Linked DNA regions of Homo sapiens: region 2 is linked to region 1. The links are chromatin loops, found by intact Hi-C in ENCODE. Cell type or tissue: endothelial cell of umbilical vein. All regions are shown on one strand. Links, peaks and the distances in the headings refer to the core of each region. The heading gives the core; the rest is flanking DNA.

The links. Hi-C counts contacts between places; a loop is a spot of excess contacts. Peaks named below come from ENCODE experiments on the same cell type or tissue, not always from the same donor. Only the 100,000 strongest peaks of a DNase experiment are listed, where the experiment ranks them.
Region 2: it touches region 1 in a loop (21-fold over the local background); 1 of 110 quality-filtered maps calls a loop at or near these places.

Annotation. Positions count from the first base shown.
Region 1 is chr6:36,347,558-36,355,284 of GRCh38, forward strand. It overlaps a transcript of ETV7 not described here. Among named protein-coding and RNA genes, the nearest start is that of BNIP5, 15 kb to the left of the region's middle. In endothelial cell of umbilical vein, for the core only: no CTCF peak of the experiment used is centred there; DNase peaks (open chromatin) are centred at 2,694 and 3,464; H3K27ac peaks cover 2,732 bases.
Region 2 is chr6:35,665,805-35,673,531 of GRCh38, forward strand. All of the region lies in intron 1 of FKBP5 (FKBP prolyl isomerase 5), which reads right to left. Among named protein-coding and RNA genes, the nearest start is that of MIR5690, 4.9 kb to the left of the region's middle. RefSeq lists a silencer at 6,302-6,501. In endothelial cell of umbilical vein, for the core only: no CTCF peak of the experiment used is centred there; DNase peaks (open chromatin) are centred at 2,527 and 3,787; H3K27ac peaks cover 3,885 bases.

The DNA of each region.
Region 1 (7,727 bases), core at 1,363-6,362:
AGCATCTCCTCGCCCTTTTTCCTGCCCTTGGTGACTTTTGTTCTTAGTTAGCTCTGACTTTCAAGTCCAGGGTGAGACCAGGTTTCCACTCACAGAGGTCGCCCACAAGGTGAAACTTGAGGGCCAGGCCCTCTGAGCCCAACAAACTGCAATTCCCAGGAAATATGATCAGATGGCAGGATCTCAGGCACTAGGCCCAACCTGGAAGGGGCTGTATTTCAGGGAAGGAGCCGTATTTCAGGGAAGGGGCGGGCCCTTGCATTAGCAGGTGACTGTCTTCTCAGTTGATAAGAACACCCCATTAACCAGAAAATGGGCTGTCCAAGACAGACTTTGGTCTTATCAAAACAAGAGCAGAGAGTCTGTTGAAACAGCTTGCTGGGAGCCAGACTGTTGTAATGCAACAATTAGTACATGCCTGTGTCTCATTTACAACACCAGAGACTCCACACTTTAGCGATGGCCACTGAGGGTTTTGTTACTGTTGTTGTTGTTTGCCACTTTCCTGCCTAGGAATAGCCACTGTTTAGAAAAAGCTCTTCCAAGGTATTTTTTCTACTCGCATAGAATCATATTATTACTATTCCTCTTTTTTTTTTGATACAGGGTCTCACTCTGTTGCCCAGGCTGGAGTGCAGTGGCATGATCACACCTCATGCAGCCTCAACCTCCCCTCACCTCAGCCTCTCAAGTAGCTGGGACTACAGGCATACGACCACACCAAGACAATTATTTTTTTTTTTTGAGATGGAGCCTTGCTCTGTCGCCCAGGCTGGAGTGCAGTGGTGCGATCTTGGCTCACTGCAACCTCCACCTCCCAGGTTCAAGCGATTCTCCTGCCTTAGCCTCCCGAGTAGCTGGGACTACAGGCGCGCACCACCATGCCCAGCTAATTTTTTGTATTTTAGTAGAGACAGGGTTTCACCCTGTTGGCCATGATGGTATCAGTCTCCTGACCTTCTGATCCACCTGCCTCAGCCTCCCAAAGTGCTGGGATTACAGGTGTGAGCCACTGTGCCCGGCCACTGATTTTTTAAAATTTTTGGTAGAGATAGGTTTTGCCATGTTGCCCAGGCTGGTTTTGAACTCCTGAGCTCAAGTGATCCACTCGCCTCACCTCAGCTTCCCAAAGTGCTGGGATTACAGGTGCAAGCTACTGGCCTGGCCTCTTTGTTGTTAGTGGTGTTGTATTTTGTTCCAGTGGTGGCAGTTCCCAAAAACATTATCCTAAGGGAGCTTTTGGCCACAGAGCAGGGAAGACTCCCTTGTCTCTTCCAAGCCCCAAATAATTTCTTTTTTAAAACTTAGTGAAGGAAAGCGTTCAGAACTCCAAGAGACCATCACTTCTCAGGAAGGGGGGTTTCCACACAAGGGGACATTAGGAATAATTGCATTTCACCCACATGAACTTCTCAGCCTTCTGCTGATGACTTTTCTCTTTGAAACCTTGCAAAGTTGGAGTGGAACTTGCAGCCCCTACTCCCACTCCAAGTTAGGCAGACAGGGATAGGGTAAGGGGACAAGGAGGTGAACCCAAGTCAGCTTGTCCCCAGCAAAGTCACTCATGGCCTCTCTCCCCAAGGCAATGCTCCTCTCTTTTGTAATCCCAAGACAGTTGACAACACATCCAAGTCCATTTTTTTTTTTCTCACTCGGGGCACTTGAGAGGTAAGTAAAATTCTCATGACATATGGACGATATACAGACTAGAGAATATCCCATACTTTTAGTCTAATTCCTCGAAATAGTTTATAGAAATTATCTTATATAACAAAAGCAACTACGCCTTTCTGTGCCATGTTCCCTGAATCATCATTCATTTTACCAGCTCCACATGTTCACAGACAGGTTAGCATCACCACTTGGCAGATGGCCCAGGAGCCCCAGCCTTGCACCTGCAGGGGCGTCACGTGTTCTTCCTCATCAGTTCTTGCAGATCTTCTCTTTATGTGAGCTACAGGGTGTTCCACTGTATTTACTTACCCAAACCCCATTGCTAGACCTTTGGATTTTCCCCATGTTTTGTAAGAATAACCAGTGCTCCAGAGAACATCTCTAAAAATATATGTCTGCACGTATGTGAGAAGTTTTGTGAAAGGTGTATTCTCAGAAACAGAATGTCTGGGTCACAAGGGAGACATACTTACAACCTGGGTAGGCCCTGCCGAATTCCCTTCCAAAAGTGTGTGCCTCTTTCCACCACCAGCTGTGTCAATGAGTGTGGCTGCTTCTTCACCCTCACGCTCACTGTGGACACTGTGGAGCCTGTTCATTGCTGTCCATCAGATGAGCCACTCTTGTCTTAATTTGCCTCCCTCCCTCCCTCTCTCTCTCTCCCTCTCTCTCTTTCTTTCTTTCTTTATTCTTATTATTATTATTTTGGTAGAGGCAGGGTCTTGCTATGTTACCCAGGCTGGTCTCCAACCCCTGGGCTCAAGCAATCCTCCTGCCTCAGCCTCCCAAAGTGCTGGGATTACAGGCGTGAGCCACCGTGCTGGACCTAATTTGCCTTTCTTTCACAGTGAAGTTAAACATCTTCTTAAATGCTTCTTGGCCTCTGAGTTTGTTCCTAAGCAGCAGATTCTTTATTAGGAAAAAAAAAATCCACTTACAAGTTCTATTGTTTCCTCCTGGAAGTGCTCATTATAACCAAGAGAATACATGGAAGCTCTGTCTTCCTATGACACATAGACCCTTCTCACCTCACAGGGAAAAGGAGACTGTTGATGTCAGCACCCACCAAATGCCACACACCAGGAGCCGATTCCAGGACTGATCCACAGGAAGCCACTTCTCCATCTTTCGAGGGCACCCGTGTTCACAGACAGGACTTCAGAGGTCAACTTATAGACGCCACAGACAGGAGGAAGCCACTTCACACCACAAATACAGTTTTTATACAGACAAAAATGAAAGGATTGTCAGTTATCTCAAGTAAGTACTGAACCAAAATACATGTTAAAATCTTGATGTAAGGTCCTGGTGGGTTGGCCTGGACCACACCATCAAAGGCCCTTTTTCTCCCTCAGAGGTGGGAAAGCTGAAAAGTAAACTCCCCTGGCCCCTTAGCAGCTGGAGTTTCTGATGTGAATTAGGATCTGACAATTTAATGCCCTGGCCCAGGTTGGGAGGAGGAAGTGAAGTGAGGGCATTTTCCTGTGGATCCCATGCTGCTGAACAAGCAAGGTCAAGGAGAAGCTGCGCATTCCAGCAAGGCTCGCGTGCTGACACTCCTCCATGTGCAGCGTGGTTCCCGCCTTCTGCATCACTGCTGCAGTGTTGAGATTCCGGCTCATCCCTGGAGCCCTACCAGGAACCCACTCCTCCACCCTTCCAATGACTTTGTAAACCCCTGATGCCTTTCCCGCTAAAATTAGCTGCTGTGGTTTCCTCCAGCTGAACCATGACTGATACAGCTCACAAATATGCTTTATCTTGACCAAGGCAGCCATGCAAGATAAGAGAAAGAAAAGTCTAGACAAAGGGCAACACAGGCATGAATCACGCTTATTACGGTTTTCCTAACAGCACTTTAATTAGATACCTCGTCCCTTTAGACAATGTGAAAACTAAGCAGAGGCACAAAGAATGAAATAAACATCATCTGTTATTCCACAAGAATCAAATATTGATGAGAAGAAAACAGCCAGCCCCACTGAGATGCCGGGCCTAGCAGGCCAGCTGCTGTTGTTCATTTGAACGCAGATTCACCAGCTCAGCCGAGGACAGCCTGGGCTGATCTGGGCTCACACTTACTATCTGATGTGAGACTGCAGAGGAGCTCCCAGCTCCTTTCTGAGAGTGAGGGGAAAAGTTGCGATAACAAAACGTGATGGTAATAACTTATCTCATTTTTCTCCTGGCAGAAAACTTGAATACCAGAGCATCCAGTTCTAACCCACAGACCTGGCAGCCTAGTGGGAGAATGAGTGTCTGTACTTTTTCTGCCTCCAGTCACCCTCCCTGAACTCCTGCTGACCACCCACCATGCCTGGAGAGGGTCTTCCATATCCCTCTAGCCCAAGCTAGAACCTGAAATCTATTTGTATTTATTTAAACTGGGCCTATTCTTTCCACCTTCAGTCCAAGGTCAAAGTTGTCTTCCAGAGACTTCTTTCCTTCTTTTTTCCAGAGAAAAAAATGATAAAACTACCTATAATTTATCAAGACGCTACCGAGAAGTTAACCCTCATAAGAACTTCACAAAGTAGGAGTTATTCTCATTTTACAATTGAGAGGTTCAGAGAGATTGAGTCCATTTTCCAACATTCCACAGCTCATGAGACGTGGAAGCAGGATTCAGACCCACAACCTTCAGGTTCAAAGCCTGGGTTCTTAATCCTCATGCTACATCCCACTTTGCCAGGCCTAGGAAAGTGCCCCTGATTTGCTGCCCTCTTTGGGGAAGCTGCTACTCTATGCAGAGCCTCTGTTTGCTCATAATTTTTTTTTTAATAATAACTACTGGGATCTCATTCACATGCCACAAAGTTCACTCTCTTTTTTTCACTCTGTCACCCAGGCTGAAGTGCAGTGGCACGATCTTGGCTCCCTGAAACCTCCGCCTCCTGTGTTCAAGCAATTCTGTGCCTCAGCCTCCTGATGTAGCTGGCATTACAGGCACGTGCCACCACACCCAGCTAATTTTTGTGATTTTAAGAGAGACGGGGTTTTGCCATGTTGGTCAGGCTGATCTCGAACTCCTGGACTCTAGCAATCCACCTGCCTCGGCCTCCCAAAGTGCTGGGATTACAGGCATGAGCTACCAGGCCTGGCTAAAATTCACTCTTTAAAATGTACAGTTCTGTGGGGTTTAGTATATTCACAGAGATGTGCATTAATCACCATGACTGCCCACTTCCGGAGCATTTTCATACCCCTGGAAAGAAATCCCATACCCATTACCAGTCCCTTCCCAGGCCCTCTCACCCCCAACCCCAGTCAACCATTAATCTCCCACCTGGCTGGGTGGATTTGCCTCTCTGGACATTTCATATAAATGGAATCATACAATCATATGTTATGACTTGCTCCTTACATTCAACACTATTTCTTCAAGGTTCACCCGTGTTACAGCATGTATTAGAACTTTATTCCTTTTTCATGACTGCATAATGTTCCATTGTGTGGATAGATCACATTTTGTTTATCCATTCAGCAGTTAATGGACATTTGGGTTGTTTTTCGTTTTGGCAACTACAAATAATGCTACCGTGAACATTTGTGTACAAGTTTTTGTGTGGACATATGTTTTTAATTCTCTCGGGTATATACTTAGAAGCAGGATTGCTGGGTCATACGGTAACTCTATTTTAGCTTTTTGAGAAATTGTTAAGCTGTTTTCCACAGCAGCTGCATCATTTTATGTTCTCACCAGTAACGTATGAGGGTTCTAACTTCTCCACATCCTCTCCGACACTTGTTAATGTCCATCTTTTTTTTAATTATAGCTCTGCTGTTGCCAGAAAAAGAGTCCCAATCCAGACTCCAAGAGAGGATTGTTGGATCTCGCACAGGAAGGGATTCAAGGTAAGTTACAAAGTGCAGAGAGAGGATAGTTTATTGAAAGCTACTCAGTCACAGAATAGGGCATCCTCAGAAAGCAAGAGGAGGAACACGCCATCTCTGTCTTAAACTTTTCTCATATAGGAGTCTCATCTATGTAAAAGCTAAGATAAATTATGTCTGCGTGGGTGGGCTGACAGCATAAAATTTAGTATTCTGTTGATTTAAAGAAAGTATCTTTGGCATTTTAGTACATAAGTACATCAAAGCATGACTATAGTCATCTTAAAAGCATATCTTGTTAAGGATAGTGGGACATCTGGACTTTTTGTTATTGTAGGAGTGTGTTCTTGCAGGTATTTTTAAGGTGTTTCCTCAACTGTAAACATCTTAGGACCATGAGTCATGACTGGCAAGGAACGTGCCTTGATAGTTTTAAGATGGAGTTGATTTTAAAATGATGTCACCATGGCTCTCCTATGCTTCTGTTTCCCTAACAATCCTAGTGAGCGAGAAGTAGTATCTCATGGTAGTTTGTTCTTCATTTCCCTAATGATTAATGATTGTTGTGGTTTGGCTGTGTCACCCCCAACCCCCACCAATTCTCATCTTGAATTGTAGCTCCCACAATTCCCACATGTTGTGGGAGGGACCCAGTGGGAGGTAATTGAATCATGGTAATTGAATCAGTCTCTCCCGTGCTGTTCTCATGATTGTGAATAAGTCTCATGAGACCCCATAAAATTTTATAAAGAGGAGTTTCCCTGCACAAGCTCTCTCCCCCCTGCCACGATGTAGGATGTGACTTGCTCCTCCTTGTCTTCTGCCATGATTGTGAGGCCTCCCCAGCCATGTGGAACTGTGAGTCAATTAAACCTCTTTTCTTTATAAATTACCAGTCTCGGGTATGTCTTCATCAGCAGTGTGAAAACGGACTAATACAATGATGTTAGCATTTCTTCATGTGCTTATTTGTTATTTGTGTATCTTCTTAGGAAAAATCTCTATTCATGTCCTTTGCCCAATTTGGGGTTTTTTGTCTTTTTATTATTGAGTTGTAGGAATTCTTTATCAATCCTGGATACAATTCTTTTATCAGATATATGATTTGGAGATATTTTCTCCCATCCTATGGGTTTTTTTTTTTTTTTTTACTTTCTTGATGGTGTCCTATGAAGCACAAAGGCTTTTAATTTTGATGGAGTTCAATTTATCTATTTTTTTATTACTTATTCTTTTGGTGTTATATTTAAGACACAATGGCCTAATCCAAGGTCATGAAGATTTACTCCTATGTTTTATTCTAGGAGTTTTACAGTTTTAGCTCTTACGTTTATGTCTTTGACATATTTTGAGTTAATTTTTGGAGATGGTGTAAGGTAAGGGGACAACTTTATTCTTTTGCATGTGGACACCCATTGTCCCAACACTATTTGTTGAAAAAACTGTTCTTAATCTATATCCTTATGCCATTACCAATCTTTGTTGAGTACTATAGCTTTGTAGCAAGTTTCAAAATCAGGAAGTGTGGGTCCTCCAACTTTGTTTTTCTTTCCAAGACTGTTTTGGCTATTTGGGGTCACTGGAAACTCCATATGAATATGAAGATCAGCTGAAGTCCATTTCTGCAATAAAAAAAAAAAGCAGTTGGAATTTTGATAGGGATTGCATTGAATATGTAGACCAATTTAGGGAGTATTGCCATCTTAACAATCCAGGAACATGTTATATCTGTCCATTTATTTAGATTTGCTTTAATTTCTTTCAACAATGCTTTGTAGTTTTCAGAGTATATGTCTTGTGCTTTAAGTTTATTTGTGTTTTATTCTTTTGATGGTATTGGAAATAGAATTATTTTGAATTTCATTTTCAGGTTGTTCATTGTCATAGATAGAAATACAATTGACTTTTGTAGGTTAGTCTTGTATTCTGCAAACTTACTGAACTCATTAATTAGTTCTCATAGTTTTTTTATTCCTTAGGATTTTTATACACAGTATCATGTTATCTATGAACAGAGATAGTTTTACTTCTTCCTTTCCAACCTAGATGCTTTTTATTTCTTTTTCTTGCCTCACTGCTCTGACTAGAACCCTGCAATATTAGGAGAAAAGCATCTAGTCGTTCACCATTAAGTAGGATGGTAGCTGTGGGGTTTTCACAGATGGTCTTGATCAGCTTGAGGAAGTTCTCTTCTAGTCTTGGTTTGTTGAATATTTTTA
Region 2 (7,727 bases), core at 911-5,910, 680 kb before region 1:
AAGGCGATACACATTCAGTAGAAACAGTACTCCAAGCACCCATACAACTATTCTGCTTTTTCACTTTCAGTTTTCAATAAATTATGTGAGACATTCAACACATTATAAAATAGGCATTCTATTAGATGGTTTTGCCCAACTGTAGGCTAATTTAAGTGTTCTGAGCATGTGTAAGGTAGGCTATGATGTTCAGTAAGTTAGGTATATTAAATGCATTTTCAACTTGTGATATTTTCTATTTACAATGAGTTTATCAGGAGGTAAAACCACCATAAGCCAAGGAACATATATATTACCTAATGTATCATCTTCTGAACATCTCAAGCTACTATGACAAGGATTCATTTTCAGAAGTTTAATCCTTCTAATCCACAAAATTAAAGTGTGTACAGTTATCAGAAAAATAACACTTCATATCTTTAGTAAGAGTACAAATTTGTTGAATATTTTTAAGGGCGAATTTCCCAATATCTACTGAAAGTTTATGTGCAAATATCCTTTAGCCCAGCAATATCACTTCCAGGAAATAACCTGTAGATATTCTCACAGAAGCAAGCAAAAATACATGCAGAAACACTACTATTATAGTTAAAAAAAAAAAAAAAAAAAAAAAAAGGAGGGGAGTGGATTTCCTTCATAGACTTCTATTATACATCTCTACAATGGAAAATTATATAATTAAAAATAAAGACACAGTTACAAACGAATTGATATGGAAAGTTTAAGAATGCCATGAAGGGGAAAAAAAGCTATTTATAGAACAGAATATAATTATTCTATTTGTGTAAAGAAAATGTATATGAAGGCTGGGCACGGTGGCTCACGCCTGTAATCCCAGAACTTTGGGAAGCTGAGGCAGGCGGATCACGAGTTCAAGAGATCAAGACCATCCTGGCCAACACAGTGAAACCCCGTCTCTACTAAAAATACAAAAATTAGCCGGGCATGGTGGCAGGCGCCTATAATCCCAGCTACTCGGGAGACTGAGGCAGGAGAATCCCTTGAACTCGGGAGGTTGCAGTAAGCCGAGATTGCACCACTGCACTCCAGCCTGGGCGACAGAGCGAGACTCTCTCAAAAAAAAGAAAAGAAAGAAAATGTATATGAAGAGAAAATACCTAGAAAAAATATAGTAAGCCATTAATAGTAGCTAATTCTGGAGAATGGGGCTCAGGGGAAGAAACAATAAATTTTCACTTGTTTTGTGTGTGTGTCTGTGTGTGTGTGTGTGTGTGTGTGTGTGTGTGTGTGTGTATACATAGATGCATGCCTTTTAAAAAAATCAGTTTATTAAATTTACATTAATAAAGAAAACTGAGTATAGCAAAGGCTCTTAACCTTAGATGAATATAATTGATCTTGATTATCCACAGTACAAGAAATATGAGCTACTAAAAGTGCTTAATGAGAAACTCATCCATTCATTCAACTATTTATGGAACACTTACTAGGCGTCAAGCATTGTGCCTGATACTGACATAATGGTGAACAAGAAAGACCTAGTCCCTGCTCCCAAGGAACTTACAGAAAGGCCTTTTGGACTCCATTTTTCCTGTCTCCCCTGTAAGAACCACTCTGACTTACAAGTGTGTGCTCTCATTATGCCTATTACGCTTATGGCTCCCATAAGACAAATATTAATTAATAGAATCATTATATCAACCAAAAAGAATCCTTAAAATGATTAACCCGTTTCCTCCATAATTAATATTTAAAGTTATTAGAAGCATAATCTGTGGAAAGAACAATTCAACAAGCACTCTTTCAAATAAACAAATAAGAAGTAACCTAGTTGGCTGGGTGCAGTGGCTCATGCCTATAATCCCAACACTTTGGGAGGCCGAGGCAGGTGGATCACCTGAGGTCAAGAGTTTGAGATCAGCCTGGCCAACATGGTGAAACCCCATCTCTATTAAAAATACAAAAATCAGCCAGGCGTGGTGGCGGGTGCCTGTAATCCCAGCTACTCAGGAGGCTGAGGCAGAAGAATTCTCTATTAAAGATACAAAAATCAACTAGGCATGGTGGCGGGCGCCTGTAATCCCAGCTGCTCAGGAGGCTGAGGCAGAAGAATCACTTGAACTCAGGAAGCAGATGTTGCAGTGAGCTGCGATCCCGCCACTGCACTCCAGCCTGGGTGACAGAGTGAGACTCTTTCGAAAAGAAAAAAAGTAACCTAAATGTTAAATGAAGTTTAAGGGAAATTAGCTAAGAACATTCAAAAAGGGAAAAAAATTATAGGAAATTTTTATTTTATTTTCTTCACTAATTTAATTTTTCTACAACGAGTGTGTAACACAATAAGAAAGTAAAAGTTATTATTCAAAAAGAATCCTCTATGGCAACAGCAGATCAGCCACTGCATAAAATCCAACTCTTCTTCCCACTATACCCAGCCCTTTACGGTCTGGCCTTGCTGAGACTCCTTGTGTGAGCCCAGAGCCCACTCCCCTTTATGCTGGAAACAGCATCCCGGGACTTTCCTCTGGGAAGCCCTGCTTCTCCCTCTTAGGCTAGGCCCAGTGTCCATTTTTTGCCAGTCAGTGCTTTCTATCCCTTTGGCTACCACAACAGTTCAGGGGTAAACACACAACCCTAACAGACCAAAACCAAAATCAATCCTGAAAAGAGTCTAATTTTAATGAAACTATTAAATTGATTATAATTAAGTGACATGTAATACAGCTAAAAATCCTTTTAAAAACTTTGTAATAAATGGAATTTTCACTTAATGTGGCCCCTAAATGTTCTGTGTGACTACAATTTCATATCATAAAACTGGAATGGAATAGTTATAAGTCACCTCTTTTGTTGTTTTTTTTCTTCTTTTTTTTGTATTATTATACTTTAAGTTTTAGGGTACATGTGTTTTGTTTTGTTTGTTATTATTATACTTTAAGTTTTAGGGTACATGTGAAGTCACCTCTTTTGTTAAAATGCACAACAATAAAACAACAAAATATAATGACACAATTTCCATTTCTAAGAAACTATCAGAACTTCATGATTGTCTTAAAGAATTAGAATGTTAAATTCCTATCAATCACATCCTGTTAAAATACTAAGTATAGAAACAGTAAGAAAATGCAGCTCAACCAAGCATATACATTAGTCATATTTCCTCTGATAATTTTTTTTTATAACTTCAAAACTAAAGACTCCTGTAGGAAGTATTTTATAAGGAACCTAAAATGAAACAATATCTAAGAAAACACTTGAGATGCAATTAACTTTTCAAAAAAAGTTTGATCAATTAATCATTTTCTTCTCAACTCTAAGAAAGCTATAGACTGTATTAATAAATCACAGGAAAACAAAGTTAAATTCAGTGTATGAAAACAGAAGTTAACCATTAGAACTCCCTAAGACTGAAATAGGCTATCCTGTAAAACAGGGACCTCCTCTTCCTTGGAACTAAGCTAAAACTAAAACTCTGGAATTCTCTGGAAATAAGACATCCTTGAGGAATTCAATTGATGTGCCAGCTGTTTTGTTTCTTGAAAGAATATAGCTGAATACATACAATAATCTGTTGCCTTTTTTTCTAGCATTGCACAATATTCCTGGCCTACAATGCACATACTGTATCTATTATCATATTTAAGCATCTGATATGAATCCTTAATATTCATCTCTAATTAAATACATACATATTTCAGTTTTCAAAAGAGCATGGTTTTCAGTAAAGTATCATATATATGTTTTCCACAGTCTAAATACAATACATTTCCTGAACTTTTAGCTTTCAGTTTCCTGTTCGTCAGTGGCTACAGCTCTAGAGGCAATACATAAACACACCCCAGCCATGGTATTTCCACTTTTGACAACAGTGGACATGAACTTAATATGACCAATATAATTACAATGCATAGAATGGTACCTGATGGCTAAGACAGCAACAGAAGAAATTCAATAATTTTCAAAATTAGAAATATAAATTATGTTCCATATGTAAGAATTCACATAACAAACCTCTTATAACTTATGACTCAGAAAAAGTTTCTCTCTTCTGAAAAATTGAAAAAGCTTTCTTTACTGGACAATAACTATAAAAGTCACCCTGTTTCCTTTTTTCTCTTGCTTGCCAGGAAGCTCAGAGCTAAATTTAATGTTCAAACACAGAAACTATCTTGCCTCAGATTACTGGTATAAAGATTTCTTCCCATTCCCCCATTCTGCTCATTATTTCTCAAGTGATTTATGCTCATTTTCTGTCTTTGTTTTTAATGGTCTTTGCCTGTTTTGCTTTAATCACAAACTATCAAATCCTTTTCAATGAATAGGTTAATATAAATTATAAATTAAAGAAAACTTAATGACCTTAGTTTGTATCTTCACATCACTGCATAACTTGTTAATGCAATTTATAAAAAATGAAGGTTCTAAAAGGTATCTTTGCTGTTTTAGAGTTAATTATTTCACATGAATCATGATTCACGATTCACTTTTAGAAAAGCCAATGACAATTTTTTTAAATAAAAGAATGATAGAATGAAACAAGGATCAAAACTTAAAATTACTAAATTAGAGACACAGAATTAGGAGGATTCAAAATTTTTTAATGTTTTAAATTTACTAACAAAATTGGTCTGGCAAAGCTAGATAACTATCATAAAAAATTAACTTACATAAAGTGTATTAAATTCTCAGTGGGCACGGTGGCTCATGCCTGTGATCCTAACACTTTGGGAGGCTGAGGCGGGTGGATCACTTGAGGTTAGAAGTTCGCCCTGGCCAATATGGTGAAACCCCGACTCTACTAAAAATACAAAAAAAAATTAGCCGGGTGTGGTGGTGGGCACCTGTAATCCCAGCTACTCGGGAGGCTGAGGCACAAGAATCGCTTGAACCTGGGAGGCGGAGGTTGCAGTGAGAAAAGATCGTGCCACTGCACTCCAGCCTGGGCAACAAAGCAAGACTCCATCTCAAAAAAAAAAAAGAAAGAAAAGAAAAGAAAAGAAAAACTCATATACTGCTATCTGTGTCATTAGCTGCAGAGTAGACAACAGGTATAAAAATATTGAAATAGCCTAGGAATCTAAGAAAAAGGGAAAAAACTCAGTCACATATTTAAAAAATATAAATGCACACATACACATGAAAATATCTCATATATGGTAATACCAAAGTTTGTTAAATGGAGGTAAAAGCAAAGTATTAATGAAATTAATAAGCCAGGTGCAGTGGCTCATGCCTGTAATCCCAGCACTTTCTGAGGCCAAAGTGAGACGATCCCTTGAACCCAGGAGTTTGAGACCAGCCTGGGCAAAACGGTAAAACCAAACCCTGTCTCCACAAAAAATAGAAAAGTTAGTTGGGCATGGTGGTGCACACCTGTAGTCCCACCTACTTGGGTGGCTGAGGTGGAAGGATTGCTTGAGCCAGGGAGGTAGAAGTTGCAGTTAGCTGAGATCGCACCACTGCACTCCAGCCTGGGTAAGAGAGTGCAATCCTGTCTCAAAAAAAAAAAAAAATAATAAATAAATAAACAAAAACAAGTTAAAAGAAACTACAATCCAAACTGACAAATCTAGCCAAAATCTTAAAAAATATATCATGAATTACAGAAAATCTAGAATATAGTCATATTAAAAATGGAAAAGTGAAATGAACACATTTTATAAAAGAAAAGACAGCCTATAAAGCGCCTAACATTATATTAAAAGGTCCCCACTTTTAGGAGACACAAATAAAATGAAAATAAAGGGAAGGAACAAGGTAGCCAAATAGTATCTATAAAATGAAAGTGAAAAAGTCAATTATCCCTTTCTCTCTCAAGGTATCAGAATTGCAGGGTAAATACCTAAAGAAGTTAAATTACAAAAAACTTCATATTCTAAGAATGAAGTTAACAGCAAAATTTATTACTATGTAAATTTAAAAGGCTAGCAACCACCCATAAATACAGTTTTAACATATTTTTTTCAAACAGCAATAAAATAATTCAACATAAGAAAACATTTAAAAAATAGAAACAGAAGTTCCAACACAATATATGAAGGGGCTAAGAGAAACCTACACACACAAACTCAGCCCTCAAAAGAACCCTAAAATCTAATTTAGAAGAATTTTTTTTTTTTTTGAGACGGAGTCTCACTCTGTCGTCTAGGCTGGAGTGCAGTGGCGCGATCTCGGCTCACTGCAAGCTCCGCCTCCCGGGTTCACACCATTTTCCTGCCTCAGCCTCCCCAGCATCTGGGACTACAGGCTTCCGCCACCACGCCCAGCTAATTTTTTGTATTTTTAGTAGAGACTGGGTTTCATTGTGTTAGCCAGGATGGTCTCGATCTCCTGACCTCATGATCCGCCCACCTCGGCCTCCCAAAGTGCTGGGATTACAGGCGTGAGCGACCGTGACCGGCCACTATCTTCTCGCTTAATAGCATAATTAGAAGATAAAATTTGTTATAAAGGGTAATCATCCAAATACAAAACAAGTTACAGATCAGAAAAGGGGGGAAAAAATCCCCTTTTACCTTCAGAAAAATGAAGACAAGAAAAAGAAACCAAACCATGAGAAATATAAATAATCTGATACAAAGTATTGAGGACATGGAAAAAAGTTTTGTATAGGCATTTGTGAATTATACAATTCAACTTCAGTGTTTAAAAATAATAAAGAAAAATTAATATTTCAGTAAAAATCAATCTAGTCCAGAAGCTTGCTTTTTTTTTTTTTTAAAGAAATAATGTGGCAGATTGCAGAGGTCTACGACATCTTTATGCATCCCAGGCCACTTTTTACCTCTCTAATCATGGGAAAGAATACACAACATGAAAAGCTTACCATTTGCAAAATGATTTCTTGATTATGCTTATGGCGACTAAAAAGTATTTGTGGCTGGAGGCGGTGGCTCACGCCTGTAATCCCAGCATTTTCGGAGGCTGAGGCGGGCGGATCACAAGGTCAGGAGATTGAGACCATTCTGGCTAACACGGTGAAAACTTGTCTCTACTAAAAAAAAAAATACAAAAAATTAGCTGGCGTAGTGGCAGGCGCCTGTAGCCCAAGCTAGTCGGGGGGCTGAGGCAGGAGAATGGCGTGAACCTGAGAGGCGGAGCTTGCAGTGAGCCGAGATCGCGCCACTGCACTCCAGCCTGGGCAACAGAGAGAGACTCCGTCTCAAAAAAAAAAAAGAAAAAAAGTACTTGTACATTATGCAAATGTTCAAAATGCAGAGAGGGCAAATGTATTTAAACATACGTTTCCAGGGAAGAAAAGGAAGTGATGTGATAGTGAATTGGTGATTGGGAATTAACATTATATAAGAGAAAAAATTACCAGCCCTGTAAAAAGGGAAGAGAATATTTATTGAGCAACTGGTATGGCCAGACGCTAAGCTTAGGGCTTTATACCTTCTATCACATTACATCTAGGTAGAAAAACAATGTAGAAGAAAATGCTTGAATACATAACATACCATTATGTGTTGTGTGTGGCATATATTAAAATCTAAGAGATTGGCTGGGTGCCGTGGCTCCTGCCTGTAATCCCAGCACTTTGGGAGGCCAGGGCAGGCAGATCACTTGAGGCCAGGAGTTCAAGACCAGCCTAGGCAACAGAGTGAGACCCCATCTCTACAGAAAATTTAAAAATTAGCCAGGTGCGGTGGTGTGCACCTTTAGTCCCAACTACTTGGGAGGCTGAGGTGGGAAGAACGCTTGAGCCTGGGAAGGAGCTTTGAGAGTGCCACTGCACTCCAGCCTGGGCAACAGAGCAAGACCCT